Regions from separate parts of the Homo sapiens genome. Here region 1 is linked to region 2. A link is a loop called in an ENCODE intact Hi-C map of the cell type or tissue named here. Cell type or tissue: heart right ventricle. All regions are shown on one strand. Links, peaks and the distances in the headings refer to the core of each region. The heading gives the core; the rest is flanking DNA.

Region 1 (8,749 bases), core at 526-8,525, 60 kb after region 2:
AGCAAGAAGAAAACAGACCAACTAGGACTTCAAAACCCAAGAAGAAACATGGTAGTGGGCTTCCTCAATTATCATTTTTGCCTTATGCATCTATGAACCCAAAAATATCTGAGACAGATCTAAATCAATTTAGAAGATTTATTTTGCCAAGGTTAATGATGCATGACACAGCCTCAGGAGGTCCTAATGACATTCTCAGATGTGTTCAATTGCAATTGTGTGTCACTATGACACACAATGACCAAATACCGTTCCAGCATTACTTGTTGAAAGGTTACCCTTCTCCCAGTGAACTACCTTGACATCTTTGACAAAAATCAATTAGCCATATATGAGTCAGCCGAATTCTGGTCTATTAATCTTTATGAAAGATTGGTCATCCATCTTTATGAAAATACCATACCGTATTTATTACGATTGCTCACTAGGAAATCTGAAATTTTAAAGTGTAAGTCCTTCAAATTAGGTTTTCCATATTTACTTTAGTGTGTAGGTCATTTGTGTTTTCAAATATATCTAAAATTAACTTGTCAGTTTTTACAAAAAAAATCCTCTGTGAATTTGCAACTATGTAGCACTAAGTCTACAGATAAATTTGAGAACTATTATTTTAATAATATTGAGTTTTCTAATCTAGGTACATGTTATAACTTTATTTGTTTTTTTTTATTAATTTGCCTCAGTAATGTTTTGCAATTTGTAAGGTAGAAGTCTTTCACAGTTTTTGTCATATTTATTCATATTTTATAATTTTTGAGGCTATTGGAAAGGAATTGTTTCTTCTTAATTTTATTTTCTACTTGTTCATTTCTAGAGATTATAGCTACAATTGTTTTTTATATATTTACTTCGAATACTGCAACCTTGCTAAAATTGTTTTAAGAGTAGTATCTTTTCATTAATTCACAAAATTTTCTACATACAAGATCACATTGCCCATAAATCTTCCTTTTTAATATGCATGGCTTTATTTAGTTTGTTTGTTTGTTTTATTCCAGTAGCTAGGAACTCCAGCATTAGAGGTTTTCCATTTCTTCCTGAGGATAAATGCCAATCTCTTCTGTTGCAAATTAAGGTTAGTTAAATATGCTGAGGGTGGACACCATTAATAATGGCTTCAATTCTAATACTTGGAAAAAATGTTGTTTTCTTCTAGTTTGGAAGGGAGGAATCCTAGTCCCACATACATTCGAATTTGCATCTCCAAACTTAGATTTCTGGAATTGGGACTAGTAAACCTATTGATGTGGACATAATACAATGGATCCACTTTTGTTGCACGAATATGATATTCATGTGTGTCTTTTGGATACTGAATAGTTCTGCAAATATCTCTCTGTTCTGTGGAGTTTTACAAATGCCAGAAAGTATCATTGTGGTATTCCTGGTTTCCAAATGCATAAACAAACTTGTACCCAGATGCAGTCACATTAAATGCTATTAACAAAGTTCTCTCTAATATAAAAAGATAGTGGCAAATGTATTTCTGAAGGGAATGGCTGGTTTTTAATTTGTAGTGGAAATAAATCTCTCAATAAAATTCAAGGATACATTATCATGATACTGTGTAGGGAGCAATGAAAGTAGATGAGTTGGCAATCAAATTTCATGCTTCAGGGCTTGAAGTGTTTTTATAGGGGTTATAATGGGATCTTTTGAAATAAGTGAAGGAATTTTTCTTGCCTTAAAAAGTCTAGAGTCATCTATGTAGATTGTGGTCCAATCTGGAGTTTCAAATGAACAGTAACATAGCTGTTCAAAAAGAGAATTTGACAAAGTTTAATCTGTCTCTTGGCTTCCCTCGAGTGATATATAAAAGCATGATATGAAGCCTTTTGGACACAAAAGGAGTCCATGAAATTATTCAACTGGCATTCTTTCTCATCTCAGAAGTAACTGACATCTTACTCTTTCCTGTACTTGTAACCAAAAGAAACATCTTTATTCACATTCACTAAGGCTCACTTCCTGCTCTCTTGTGTCATACATCACAGCTGTGTACAGAATCCATACAAGGCAAGATGTCAAAAAGGAGCCAATGAAGAAATTGTTTATGTTCCAAGAATTAATATTGCCTCTGTCTCATGAGTTTTCTTTCTCTTAAGGGAAATATGTGTTTTCTTATGTTTTAATGGTCTCTTGATTAAATTGCTTCTTGTGTGGATATTAATGAAGATTTTTTAAATGTTGTTTTTTAGTTGTTTCTATATCTCTGTAATAATTTATTGCAATTTTATGTTCAGTTTTATTCTCAAGAAATCATCTTAAAAGATTACCTTGAACCTTGCACCATTTTGACATTTAAACATCCATAGTGTCATCTTCTCTCAACATTATCAATAAACAAAAATTTTATTCTTGAGAGAATAAGACTACCAAAGGAAAAGACTTCTCAGAAGGTCATAAAAATTTGTATACATGCATAGGAGGAATTTTATGAAATTCTATGTTTTAAATTAACGTTAGCTTCCATCTTCACATAATTTTAATATTTATTCTTGACATGCCTAGATGATAACATAAAATATTCCTATCCTCCTAGCCTGTTATCTGGAATGGTTACTATTTTATTTTTGCTGTTTATTTCTTTTTCTTCTCCTCTTCTTACTTTTTCATGTTCTTAAAGAATACTAATACTAGAATATTAATAAAATAAATATTTCCAAGCAAATGACTTTTAAATGAGTTTCCTTAAGGAATAATTATTGTTTACCTATTTTTTTCTTTTTTCTTTTCTTTCTTTTTTTTTTTTTTTTTTGAGATGGAGTCTCACTCTGTAGCCCAGGCTGGAGTGCAGTGGCATGATCCTGGCACACTGCAACCCTCCACCTCCTGGGTTCAAGCGATTCTCTTGCCTCAGCTTCCCAGGTAGCTGGGATTACAGGCGCCCGCCAGCACGACTGGCTAATTTTTGTACTTTTTGTAGAGACAGGGTTTCACCATGTTGGCTAGGCTGATCTCGAACTCCTGACCTCAAGTGATCTGCCTGCCTCAGCCTCCCAAAGTGCTGGGATTACAGGCATGAGCCACTGCGCCCAGCCTGTTTACCTATTTTTAATTAAATGTGATATTCTCTGCACTGGCACTAAAAATTATTCACAAAGAGCATAAAAATAAAAATGTCTTATATGCTTCTTTGTAGAGACATATATTTTACTAAATATTTGGTTTTACTGAGACTTCCGTATTTTTAGATTAAAGAAAAAACAAAAACGCATTAATATAAATTCTCACTTTAAAATAAATAAAGTTTGGTTATTTTCTTTCATATTTTATATAGTGAGTATACAATTAAACCTTTGGGAGTGGACAACGTTCTCTTATTTTGATATATAAAAACAGATTTCATATGCTTCAAACTAATATATGTATATATATACAATATGACTAATGCACAATAAAACACTTTACTAAGCTTATAATAAAAGATCTTGCTACTTCAGCTCATCACACTCACTCTCTTGTTAACAGACCCATAATCTTGTATCTTCAGTGCTTATATAATCAAATAGTTAATTCTATTTTGGGGAAAATAATTAAAAATACCGAGCACATATTTTTTGGCTTCTTGAGAAGATTAACCATTTCCAAATTTTCTGGATTGCACCTGACTTCAATGAAACATAGAAGACCTAAACAATTTTTTAAATATTAAAATATAATTCAAATTAATTCAAAATTTTTCTTCTGTCATCTCCTCAATGAGTCACATGTGGAACTAATTTTCATAGCAACAAAATTTTACTTGTACCTTCCCCAGTAATCAGCGATAAACTGTGCATGGCATCAACTGAGCATTAAAATAATTATTTCTCTGTACACATGCTACTACTTTATCGATATTCATTCTTTTGTTTGGTTCCAACAAAGAATGAAGCTGTGCTGTTACCTTATTAAAATAATAAAAACTGTTACACTGATAACCAATGACAACATACAATGCAGTAGCATCAAATGGACAATAATACCCTCATACTGACTTTTCTGATAAGGCCTCCTAACCTCACAGATCTGATTCATTAATGCTCCAAGAACATCTAAAATGTCACTCAGTCTTTCATTTATTTCCTTCTAATAAATTAGTGCTAATTTCATTAGAATATTTGACCTGTTTTGAGTATTCTTAAAAAAAATAGTGACCTGTAGTTTGGTTAGTAAAAACCATAAGAAAACATCCAAAGTGATTTAGCATGGAAATATTTGTAGTTGGGGAAGGTATAAATCTGAAGAAATGGGAACAACGATCCAAATAATTCCAAAGATTGGTGTGTAATTTGTGTCACAATAGAAAGGGATGGGGAAAACAGGAGGGGCAGGGGATTGTGGGGGTTCTTCCATGTTTACTAAATATCAGACATCAAATATCAGATGCATCAGCAATAACAAAACACAGAGAGAATGTTAAAATCACTAAATATATGCAATGTATATTCCAAATGAAAGATTTGTCATTTACCACTCACCCACAAAAACTTTTTTGTTGTTGTTTAAAAGTTTTTGGCTGAGCACGGTGGCTCACACCAGTAATCCCAGCACTTTTGAAGGCCAAAGTGGGTGGCTTGCTTGAGTACAGGTGTTAGAAATCAGCCAGGGCAACATGGTGAAACCACGTCTCTACAAAAAATACAAAATAAATTTAACCAGACGTTGTGGCATGTGCCTGTAGTTTCAGCTACTCAGGAGGCTGAAGTGGGAGGATCACCTAAGCCCGGAGAGGTCGAGGCTGCAGTGAGCTGAGATTACGTCACTGTATTCCAGCCTGGGTGAGAGTGAGACCTTGTCTCCAAAACAAACCAGGAGTTTGTTGGCTTGTTTTTATTTTGCTTGTTTTTTAAAAGATAATTTAATTTATAAGAGCATTTTGGTTAAGTAATCTATACACCATAAAATCCACCCATTTTAAATTTTAAACATACAACTTAATAGCTTGAAGGTACTTTTAGTAAATTTACTGCGTTGAGCAACCATCACTTCACAACCTTTGTATTACTTGAATTCACCTCTCAGTTTCATCTCCACACTCAGATGACCATTAGTCTATTCTCTCGATAAAGATTTGACTTTTGTAGACATTTCATATAAATGGAATCATACAATATTTGGTCTTTTGCATTTGTCTTCCTTAGCATATGAGGTTCATCCATGTTGCGACATGTATCAAAAGTATCCTGTTGCTGAATATATATGATTGTGTGGATATAATATTTCTTGGGTATCTACTAACCAATGCATTGACATTCAGATAATTTCCACTTTTTGACTATTATGAAAAATGCTGCTATAAAATATTTGTGTATAAATCTTTGAGTGGATTGTTCTTTGCTATGATGGTATATAAAATATAGTGATTTTTTATAATAATTTTGTATCTTATAATATAGCTAAACTTGTTCTAGTAATATTTAGTGAATTACTTGAAAATTTGTTATAGAAAATCTTGTTCTTCCTAATAAGAGATGGTTTTATTTCTTCCTTTATGATTTGATGGCTCTAATTTATTTTTCTTAACTTATTACACTAGTTAGGACTTTAGGACAAAAGTGCATAGGCATGATGAGAAAAAATATCCTTGCTTTGTCCCTGATCTTATCGGTAAAGCTCTTAGTCTCTCATCAGTAAGTATGATGACAGCTAATGGTTCTCAAACATAACCTTTATTAAAGAATGCCACTTCTGTTTCTAATGGGCAAGAAGTCTTTTTTATCACAGATTAACATTGAATCTTTAATTACTTTTTCTGCTTCTATCGAGATGCCTATATTGTTTTTCTTTAGTTTGTCAATATATAGTGAATTACATAGATTGATTTTTTAATGTTAAAGCAGCCTGGAATTTCTGGAATAAACTCCATTTGACCATAATGTATTAACATATTTTTATGTTGCTATATTCTCTTTGTTGATATTTTCTTGAGGATTTTTGAGTTTATGTTTATGGAAAATATAAGTATATAGTTTTCTTTACCTGTGATGTGTCTCTCTGTGAATGGTGTCACTACAATACAAGCTTCATTGAATGAGTTGGGAAAGCTTCATTACTCTATTTTCTGGAAGGCTTTATGGGGTTTGGTATTACTTCTTCTTTAAATGTTTGATAAAATTTACTAGTGAATTTATGTGGGTCTGGGATGGATTTTTAATTATTAAATTTACTTTCATATTGGCGAAATTTAGGTGTTTCTTCTTGAGTTGATTTTGGTAAATGTGTCTTTCTGAAGAATTTTTCCAATTCTTTTAAGTTGTGTAATTTGTATTTCTTCTTGAGTTGATTTTGGTAATTTTGCCTTTCTGAAGAATTTTTCCAACTCTTTTAAGTTGTGTCATTTGTTTATAATGGTCCCTTTTATTATTTTAATTTCTGTAAGGTCTGTAATGAAATCTTCTCTTTTGCAGTTTGGTTAATTTGTATCTTCTCTCTTTTTTTTCCTTCATCTTTTTAGCTAAAGATTTAACCATTTTTTTTAATTAAAAAAGCCCTTACTTCTAATTTTATTGATTTTTCTCTATTGTTTTGTTATATATATATTTGATTTGCAGTCTGATATTACTTCCTTCCTTCTTGCTTTAGGTTTTGTTTTCTCCTAATTTGGAAGCCTAGGTTATTGATTTGAGATCTTTTTTTTGTTTTGTTTTCTAATGAGGCATGTTATGATTTGAATGTTTGTGCTGCTTCAAAATTCATATTAAAACTTAATCATCACAGCAATTATATTAGAAGCAGACCTTTTGGGAGAAATTATTAGGAAATTATTAATGACCTTAGAAAAAAGCTTTTAGAGAGGATCTTCTTTCCCTCTGCCCTTCTGTCCCTTCCATTGCTTCTGAAAATGTTTGTCCCTTTTGCTCTTTTTTGTCCTTCTGCTCTGTGAGAACACAATATTTACCTCTTCTACCATGTGAGGACACAGCAACAAGGCACCATTTTGAAAGCAGAAAACATCTCTCACGAGACACCTAATCTGTCAGCACCATGATTTTGGACTTCCCATTCCCCAGAACTGTGAGAAAATCAACTATTCTTTATAAATTACCCACTATCAGATATTTAGTTATAGCAGCACAAAAGGACAAAGATAAGGTGTTTAAAGCAAAACTTTCCTGCTGAGCACTGATTTAACTACATTCTTTACATTTTGATATGTTTATTTTCACTAAGATAAAAATATTTTCTAACCTCTCTTATGAATTCTCTGGGTTTATGGGTCATTTAAAAGCATTTTATTTAATATGTGAATATCTGAAGATTATGTAAGTTTTTTTTGTTGTTGATCTCTAATTTGATTTGGTTGTAGCAAAAACAATTTTTAAATGACTTTTAACTCATTTACATGCATTGAAACTTGTCTTAGAACCCTAAAAATGGACTATTCTCAAAAAGTATTTTCTGAAAACTTTAACAGAATGTTCATTCTGCTGTTGTTGGGTGCAATGACATTAGGTCAAGTTGGTTGATAGTGTTGCCAAAGTGTCTGTTTCCTTTCTGAATTATATTTATTTTCTGTATTACTGAGAGTGAGTTACTGAAGTATCAAAATATTACTGTTCAATTAGCTATTTCTTCTTTAAATTCTGCCAGATTTGCCTCATATTATTTTGAGGTCATTTGTTGAGTGTGTATATAAATACTTGTGGGTGTATGTTTATAAAAATTATAAATTCCTAATGAGTTTATCCCATTGTCTTTATAAAATGCCTCTATTTGCTTCTAGTAAAATATTTTTATCTTACAGTATGATTTCAGGAGTATAATTTGCATCCTCTTGAATGTGTAGACAAACGTTTTTCATCAAATTGAGGAAATATTTGCCATTATTTATTATTTTTCTCTCCCTTTATCCTCTCTCCTTCTAGGACTCTCTTTATGCATGTGTTGGTATGTTAGATGGTATTTCACCAGCCACTAAAGTTCTGTTCATTTTTATTAATATTTATTTCTACACACACACGTATATCTTCATATTCCCTGAATTATTCTTTCTGCCATTACTAATCACCCATTGAGCCTTTCTAGTATATTTTTAAATTTTAGTTATTGAATGCCTCAGGTTCATAATTTCCATTTAATTATTTTATCTATTTCTTTATTGCTATCCTCTGATAATCTGTTGACATCATACTTATCTTTACGTCTTTTAATAAGGATTTCTGAGGCTTTTAAATATATTTATAAGAGCTGCTTTGATATTTTTTCTGTGATGTACTACATACATCTGGAGCCCTTCGGAGATAGTTTCTATTGATTGAATTTTATTTTCTGTATACTGATCACACATCCCTATTTCTTTGTGTATAGCACTGGGTTTTGAAATCTGGCCACTTAATATGAAATATTACAGCAACTGTGAATTATTATTCCCTATTCTAAGCTGGTGTTGTGTTTCTGTTTTTTGTTATTGCTTTAGTCCATTTTCTGTTGCTTATAACAAAATAAGTGAAACTGGGTAATTTATAAGGAAATTTATTTTTTACAGTTATAGAGGCTGTGAAGTCCAATACCCAGGTGGTGAATCTGGTGAGGCCTTTCTTGCTGGTGGTGATTCTATGTGACATCCCAAGGTAACCCAAAGCATCATATGGCAAGGAGGCTGAGCATGCTAACATGCTAGTCAGGTCACTTTTCCTCTTCTTATAAAGCCACTAGTTCCCCTTCCATGATAACCCATTAATCCAGTAACCCATGAATGAATTAATCCACCCATGAGGACAGAACCCTCATGATCCAATCACCTCTTAAAGGCCCCACCTCTCAA
Region 2 (8,749 bases), core at 436-8,435:
CATTGTCAAATTTCTACAATTGCTTATATATGTAATTCTCCTTCCCAAGTCAGTTACGTATCTTATTTTTATGGCCTTGTTGGAATTGGATTTTGTTAACCCAGCAAAGATAGCATCAGTAAGAGATGTGGCCTTGGATGTGGGACTTCAGAGAAAATTTTTTATCTCCTCCCACCATAGAATTACATCTTCTGTGAGCAAAGAAGATAAAAAAGAAACTTTATCAGATGGAGAATAGAGATCATTGGAGGTGAGGGACCTAGTAAATCGTTTGCATATTCCAAGATATCCCCAGTGTGGTTGGCTGATAGTGTATTTTAATCAACACCCTAACCTTTGGGTAACAAATCTTGTTAAGTCATGTACTATGTCAACCTCTGCAATATTTCAGTAACATTTAGAATCAATATGTGGTATTTTATTCCTATTACTACTATTGCAAGAAGAAATTAGTATTTTTTAACCCTGTTTGGAGTCCAACTGAAGTTTTATTTTATTATTTGATGCAATAACTTCAAAATTTGAGTTTGTTTTTCTTTATGTTGTATATTTCAATGTATCCAACACAAACATTTCTCTCCATGGTTCTGTCATTGCTTATATCTTATAAAAATCAGTGTATGGGAGTAGCTACCTTTTCCATAGAGACTTTGCCAATGGGAATATAGTCTTAGGGGATTTGAAATAAAGCTTTTGCTGGATATTTTACCACTGCCAAACACTGTTTTCACATTACCATTCAGATAGTAGTCTCATCGTGATCTGCTGAATGATTCCACACCAACACTTTTACTCAGGGTCTGCTTCTTGCAAGCCACACTCAGGTACTAACTTCTGCATTACTTTATTTATTACTTTAACTTATTTGAATACCATGCACCAGAAAACAATTGTGAATAAAATAAGGGGAAAATTTGCGTGAAGAGGACTTCTTGGAAAAGTTTTTGGGTTGATCAGAAAATCAAGAAAACAGCTAAAGAATCAACCCCTGAGCAAGGAAAAGGAGAGATCTCAGAATCTCAGCAGCAAGAGTTTGACATTCTTCTCCTTTTTAGATTGTCATGAACTGACTCAACTCTAATAGCCTTCTATACACTCCTTGTGTGCAGTACCACAATTTTCAAATTTCTGAAAGACAATATATATTTGACACAGCATCAGCCATATGTTTGTACTTGTAGGAAGCATGTTGTAGACATAAAATAATACTACCAACTTGGAGAATTTACAGAACTCCACCATCCTTCTGTCTTCCTCCTTCATTTCAATTGGTTGTCAGGTCTTATACTATATATTTTAATTATACCATCTAACTACCTTTTAGTTACGTTATCTCTTCTTATAGTCATGGGATGAGAAGTGTCATCCATCTTTTATCATTTCATCTTCCAGTCAAATTTCCACTGGCTTCATTGGCACAACATCTACAAAAGTATGTATAACATCGTGATCTCAAAAACAAACAACACAAATTAAAAATCAAACAAGCAAACATCTCTTGACCTTGCCTGTGGTGCTTTTCAAAAGACTGGGAAGTGGAAAAAGGGGACGTTCTGTGCTGAGGGTAAGAAAAAGCAGAGGTAATGAAGTATGACAGTATGAGATTTATTAGGAGGAAATATGAATATCAAATTATTGGTATTCTACTTAAGACTATGAAGAACAAAAGTGGATAGACAGGGAATCACAGGGGAGAGTGCCTCCTGAAATTTTATAACAAAAGCTGCATGGCACCTTAGCCATTCAAAAAATATATTCAGGTTTGTTATCCATAATAATTGAAGTAGGCCAATAGTTTTCAAAGTTCAGTTCAAAGTTTGGTTCAGTTAATAGTTTACTCTGCTTCATAAAATATAGAATTCCCTTCTCATCATCAGCGACTTCAAACCACAATGCCTTTTTAGGGCCAAGAAATGGAGCTATATAATAAACACTGCACAGATTCTGGAACAGGCTCTCTGGAGACAAAAGACTGAGAAAAATTCAGAAGTACTATCAGAAAATTGTCAGTCACAGGTTTAAATGGATGTGATGAAACTAGTTATGACTTAGTGGCTACTGATGGCTTATCATGCATTTTTTTAATGGAAAATGTCTTTCCTCCAGAACTTTAAAATTTGGAAATATTCATATACTAATATATTTTATGTAATAATATTAGAAGAGGAAGAACCTATATTCACATATTAATTATCATTTTTCTCACAAAGAAATAGAGATAAACCAAGACTAAGACATGGTCCCAAGATCACACAGCAATTAAGATTCAGTCCTTATTTACTATTCATTTCATTCTCTGAAACTGCAATTATATTTGCTTTCAAAGAATGTTCCAGAAAAATATAAGTGTAGAAAAAGAATAATATAGACATTAATTTCACTAAATAATATAAGCATTTTTTTTTTCTTTTTCTATCAGCTGAAAGCAGCCTAGGAGTGTTAATCCTCTTGGTGTTTCTCAACCAGACTCTTTTGCATGATAAAACAATTTTACTCTCATTGGTCTATTCTAGCATTTAAGTTAATTTTCCAACCATCTAAATTCCAAGTGTGCACCATAGAGGTTGAGCTTTTCTATCCATCTGCTACACCAATACCGTCCAGTCTATGCCAATGATTGAAGGGTATAAAAAAAGGGCCGTGTGGTCGTTTCAGTTTTGTTTTGTTTTGCAATGCAGACGCACTTGGAGCAGCAGGTCAATGAATTCTGGGAACTGCATCTTTTTGACACATGAGACCTTTGCAGAATGAATCAAAGTTAAATCCCATGAATAAATGCTAGTGTTTAATAATCATTCCGTTTATGGAAGCTTTATTGTGAATTCATAAAAGCAAGGACAATATTTCCTTGCAAGTCCACAAATCACCATCATAAGCAAGGCAATCGTGAATAAACTGAGCTGGACTGCATAGCCTCTTTGGCAGTTGCTAGTATTTAAATATGGATGGGAGAAGCAAAGACTAGGAGAAGTTGTCCTAAAGCAAGCAAATGACAGCTCCCACAAATAAAGGGAAAAATGTTAAAACAATAAACAAAAGAGAAACAATTACTTGCTCATTACAAACATGTCATATTGCATTCTTTATTTTGATTGTGGAAAATTAGCCATTGACTACCAGGAACAATTGATTTTCCTTCACAGCTGTTTTCTAATTACATCTGAACACTGAAAATTCTAGTGCAGCCATTCAGCTGTACAAAGAGAATTTTCTTTTATTATTTTTGCTATTGCTGCAAGCTCTGCCCAGAAGCATGACTATAGTTAGATGATCTGTACTGTATATATGTGGTGTTTGTATTAAAAGCCATGCTTTTCAGGGATGTTATAAGAACTCAAATATTTTAAATTACATAGGGCAGAACTTGGTGTACAAGCTGTTTTGCCCAGATGCTATTACGTAGCTTTCTCTTTCTTTTTGCCATCAAAACAAGGAAGAAGATAATGAAGATAGCTTAAATCGGTACATCCGTTTCTTAGTCACTGCATAGTCGTCAATTGGATCTATTTTTGTCATTGTGGCTTCTGATGAGTGTTTTGGCACAGTCTTACTGGGAGGGTGGAGGGTGATGGGCAGTTTCCTGTCAGTTAATTCTGTGGGTAAATTCTAAGCAAAGAGCATGGAGATTATTAACAGGCAGGATTCCAAGGTTTCAGAGAAGCAATTGAAATTTTTGGATGCTTCTCTTCAAACGCTTTAGAATTTTCCTCAAAATGATTTCAGTTTTAAAATATGGCCAGAAATATGAAACTTGCCCTTGGGAGTTTTCTAGGACTTGCGGTTAGTGAGTTCTGGAAAAATAGTTAAGATACTTCCTTCAGAGTTTAGGGTCTCTGATTAATCTTTACCATAATTTAGGTGAAATCAGCTCAGCAATGTTAACAATTCAGCAAAAATAAAGTGAAACCTTAAAATGTTTTTTTTCCAATGGAAAAAAAAACACAACATTTCAAGCCTGGGTTATTAAAGCAAAAACTGGGAGCTCTTATTTATTTACTTATTTATTTTAATTTTTTTAATTTATTTTTATTTTTTGTAGAGACAGGGTCTCACTATGTTGCCCAGGCTGGTCTACCACTCCTGGCTTCAAGCGATCATCCTTCCTCGGCCTCCCACAATTCTGGGATTACATACGTGAGCCACCACACCCGGCCAGCTCTTTGTTGCCATTTATTAAATATTTGCCCTCTTTAGAGGTAACTTTAATCAGGTATCTGTTCACTGGATGGCAATTTTTTAAGTCTTTGATCAAAACTCTAACCTCTGTAGTTCCTGTAGTAACGCAGTGTAACTTGAAATTTGCCATTTTACTTGGAAGGCTCAAAGATTCCTCAATGGCCCATCTTATTTTAGTATTTCCTTTGCCAAGATTAAGATTGAGGTGATGATTGTTTAATTAAATTAAATTTGGCTTGAGGCTGTCTCGGTACCGTAGGTCCCTACATAACAAACTACAATTTAACTAAACAAACTGAAAGCCTAATTTAGGAGTATATATTGTAACAAATTGCTAGGTCTCAGCCAGTCACAGCCGACTAGCTTCAGCCAATCACAGGCTGCCAATTGATCAGACCATGTCCAAACAAGTAAAAAATGCTAAGCTGTAACCAACCAGTTTCTGTACCTTACTTTCATTTTCTGTCCATATGTACTGCCTACCTACTTTGCAGAAGTGAGATCTCTGAACCACTCTGCTGGCTCTTGAGAGCTACTGGATTCCCAAATAATTCTCTGCTTCATTAAACTCCTTTAAATTTGTCTAAAGATTTCCTTTTAATACATTTCATCTCATTTTTATTTTTCTAAATTTTGATAACTTTCATTGACTTTTATCATAAAAATCAAGTCTAATACAAAATAAAACAATATAAAAATAAATGTATTGAAATTATATCAATTTTATTTCCTGACATATTTTCTTGATTTATATCATTACAAAAGATAAAAACTATCAGCATGGAGTTTTGAAACCATAAAAAATTTTTTTGAAAGAATGAGGAAAAGCAGCAAGAACTTTGGGTGTGATGGAGGTATGTGGTTAATTTAATAGGACTGATTTTTTTTTTAATTCTGGGATTTTTCTCACATAACCATATAATCTATTTGAAAACCAGATATTTACTAGAAGAGAGTGGCAAATATCCACTACTGAATAGATAAGAGTTTAGACATTAAAACTGAAAGCACTCTTAAGTATTTTACATGTAAAGAGGTTTAAGACACAGAACTAGTGGCCAATAAAACTGCTGAGAGGTGGCAAAATGACAGTCAGAAAAGCTGCTTTCAAGATATTTTTAAGTGAAGGAATCTCAGGAAGCCATTAACAATTATTTTAGTTGCCTACCACACCTAAGAAGATGATTCTCAGGAAGATCTCCAAAATCAATGGGCAAAAACCCATGTCTGCCATTTGTCAAAGCCCACACATTTATCCTCAGCCATGGCATGAGAACAATGGCTTCTGCTCTTCTACAACACCAAGAAATTTTCTCTTATCACTTAGATACAACTGAACCCCAATGGCAATGAAGCTTGTTTCCAGTCTTTATGTCCCTGTGAAATAAGAAACAACTTACAAATTTAGAGATGATAATACAGCAACAATATCTGAAAGAACTACACTTGAACACAAGAATTCAAACCCTAAAAGTAATAAAGTAATACCAATAATGATGTTATTTCACATACAGCTGTTCAATTGGATAATCACTGAATTGTCCTTACCGTTTAATTTATTTTTCTCCAGACTTACTCTATATGAACTATTCAACAATAGCAACAAAATAAATCAATAAATAATAAACAAGAGAGGTGAAGAATAATATCATGTGATTGATTTTTCTCTTCTTGAGAGCTTGTTTGGAAGTTCTAGCAGGGAAGCCCATCTACTCACGTGCCCTTGACTGAAGATGGGTCCTTCTCCATCGCGGATGGTCATCCTCTTTTACCGAGCACACAGCTTTGGAAGGAACGCATATGGAGTGGTGAGGAAGGAAGGGAACACCTGTCTAGTCAACCAGATCTGCTGCACCAACCCTGGCAATCAAATGGTTGATAGATGTTGCTCTTAGATTGCCCTCATATCCATAATTTTTCTCTTCTTCTTCTTCTTCCTTTTACCAAAACAACTACAACAACAACAAAACAAATAACTTTAATTTTGAAATGGCATTATGAGAAAAGGGTTCTGTATCGTGCTAATCCTTTTTTTTTTTTTTTTTTTTTTGAGACAGAGTCTGGCTCTCTCGCCCAGGCTGGAGTGCAGTGGCGTGATCTCGGCTCACTGCAACCTCTGCCTCCTGGGTTCAAATGATTCTCCTGCCTCAGCTTCCTGAGTAGCTGGGATTACAGAAGCTCACTACCACGCTCAGCTAATTTTTGTATTTTTAGTAGAGACGGGGTTTCACCACGTTGGCCAGGCTGTTCTCGAACTCCTGACCTCATGATCCGCCCACCTCAGCCTCCCAAAGTGCTGGGATTACAGCTGAGCCACCACACCCAGCCTGTGCAAATACTTTTTATGAGGAAATCATAGAAAAAGTATCTGTTAGTTGACAGGCAGTATCCATATTACAGTGTTTGGTTTGAGCACTTGAGTTGTTCTGAAGCTAGGTTACCATGAAAATAAATACAGTGATACTTGGAATCAGAGAACACATATGGTCAGCATTTTCCAGATGGCATATTTATGTCAAATGTATAGACATTATAAGAAAAAATATTATAAGTCAATATTAAGAAGACTCTCTAAATATTTAGGTAAATACAATGCACTGTTCCCTCCGCCCAGAAATAGAGTATGATCCTGGCACCTTGCCAAGAAACACATAGAAATATCCTTGTACGTTGTGCTTATAGTAGATAATCTGAAAAGTTTCATCCAAATCTTAAATTCTAGATATGAATAGTTTGTAATAAAGTGTTAGAAGGATCAAGATTAAAAATTATTTGCATATGGTTCCCAACGCCTCTTAGTAATCAGTGGATGATAAGTTCCTTGTAACTTATTTTAATAAAAAGTCTTGAGTACAGAATGTGAGTATATTATAGACTAAATATTTATATTCCTTCCCCCAGATTCATATATTGAAGGCCTAACTGCCAATATGACTGTATTTGTGTATTTGGGGAAGAAGCCTCTACAGATATAATTAAGGTTAAATAAGATCATTAAATTGGGACACTAATCCAATAGAAATAATGTCTTTATAAGAAGAAACACCAGAGAGAAAAATAACTTTCTCCTCTCTCTCACTCTCTCTCTTTCTCTCTCTCTCTAGCTGTCTCTCCAGGAGGACACAAAGAAAAGATCAAGACAGCATGTAGCAAATGTAGCAAGGAGGCATCCAATCATCTGCAACCCAAGGGGCAAACCCTCGCCACACACCAACCCTGCTGGCTCCTTGCTTTTGGACTTCCAGTTTCAGAATTATGAGAAAATACATTTCTGTGTTTAGGCCATCAAGTCTATTGTATTTTGTTCTGACAGCCTGAACAGACTAATACACAGTATAATACAATTGAATTGTTGATTCATCTAAGAAATATATAATTTCTACATGGTTTGTTGCAATTATCTGGGAATAAATATTACCATGACCACTTATTCAGAACTTGATATCTGTATTTATTTCTAAGCATGCATATAATCCCATTACTTGGTAGTCATTTGAATGTATGTTCCACACTTACACCAAAAAGTGATAATAGTATTGACTTCATATAAGAAGTCTTGATAGTCAGTAGTATTGACTTCACATAAGAAAATATTATAAATTAATTCCAATTCCAATTTATGAAGATATTATAAATTTAATATCTCTGAATGTAAATTCTCGGTTGTTCTAGATATAAAAATAAATTATTGATTTATTTTGCTAAGCTACTATAAAACACAATAAAATTTAAAAGCCTCAATTTTGCTGATTGTTTACTATTACAAATCATGCTGGAATGGACATTCTCATATTCTGTTTAGTCTTAATCCTTCCCCCACCAAATCCAATGGAGTCAAGGATTTGGACACAGACACTTTATTTTGAAGTTGATCCCAGGCACCAAAAATGAGAAAAGAAAGAAAGGGAAATAGGTAAGAGAAAAGGGGCAATAAAGTTACGTCTTAACAAGCTTGAGTACCACAGTTAACAACTGAGTCACAATCCCACTGGGGATTGTAAGGAACATACCTTGGGTTAGTTCTACCCCAGTACAAGGAAGCTACAGGATTTAGCCATTGCCTTTTAGCCCCAATTGTTGAGGATTTCCCTTAAGTAGTGTTAACACAGGCACATACTGAGTGTTCCTGTGTCCAGCATTTCTATCTCATTTGTTTTCAGAGAAACGGCTTAAGTGGAGAAGGGTGATGCAGAAACAGGAAGTTACAGTCTAGCAGCAGGTCAGTAGCTGTTTAAAGGAGCAGTAGGTGAACTCATCAGGCCAAAGGGACAGGGAGCATTTACTAAATTTGCACATATGTAAGAGTTTCTCTAGTGTACACATTCAGTAATGATTTCATTACTGAGCTGTCTATGGCTGTTTCTTCAACCTTATAAGATATTGCTACATTGCTCCTCAAGGTTGTGCTGCCCAAAGACAATCCTGCCAAAATAATGAAATGTTCCAGTGGTGTAAAATTTTTATCAGTATATATATAATGGTTATATATATATGTGTGTGTGTGTTTGTGTGTGTATATATATATGGTTAAAATAATATTTTTATCAAATATGTATATACAATTTATGATATA

The links. A loop is a pair of places that touch in the nucleus more often than their neighbours do. Peaks named below come from ENCODE experiments on the same cell type or tissue, not always from the same donor. Only the 100,000 strongest peaks of a DNase experiment are listed, where the experiment ranks them.
Region 1: it touches region 2 in a loop (2.1-fold over the local background); 13 of 110 quality-filtered maps call a loop at or near these places.

The regions. Positions count from the first base shown.
Region 1 is chr6:141,540,163-141,548,911 of GRCh38, forward strand. No RefSeq gene overlaps it. Among named protein-coding and RNA genes, the nearest start is that of GJE1, 590 kb to the right of the region's middle. In heart right ventricle, for the core only: no CTCF peak of the experiment used is centred there; no DNase peak of the experiment used is centred there.
Region 2 is chr6:141,480,327-141,489,075 of GRCh38, forward strand. It overlaps the pseudogene RN7SKP106. Among named protein-coding and RNA genes, the nearest start is that of GJE1, 650 kb to the right of the region's middle. RefSeq lists an enhancer at 3,296-3,435 and a silencer at 8,273-8,473. In heart right ventricle, for the core only: no CTCF peak of the experiment used is centred there; a DNase peak (open chromatin) is centred at 3,558; H3K4me3 peaks cover 1,500 bases; H3K27ac peaks cover 3,114 bases.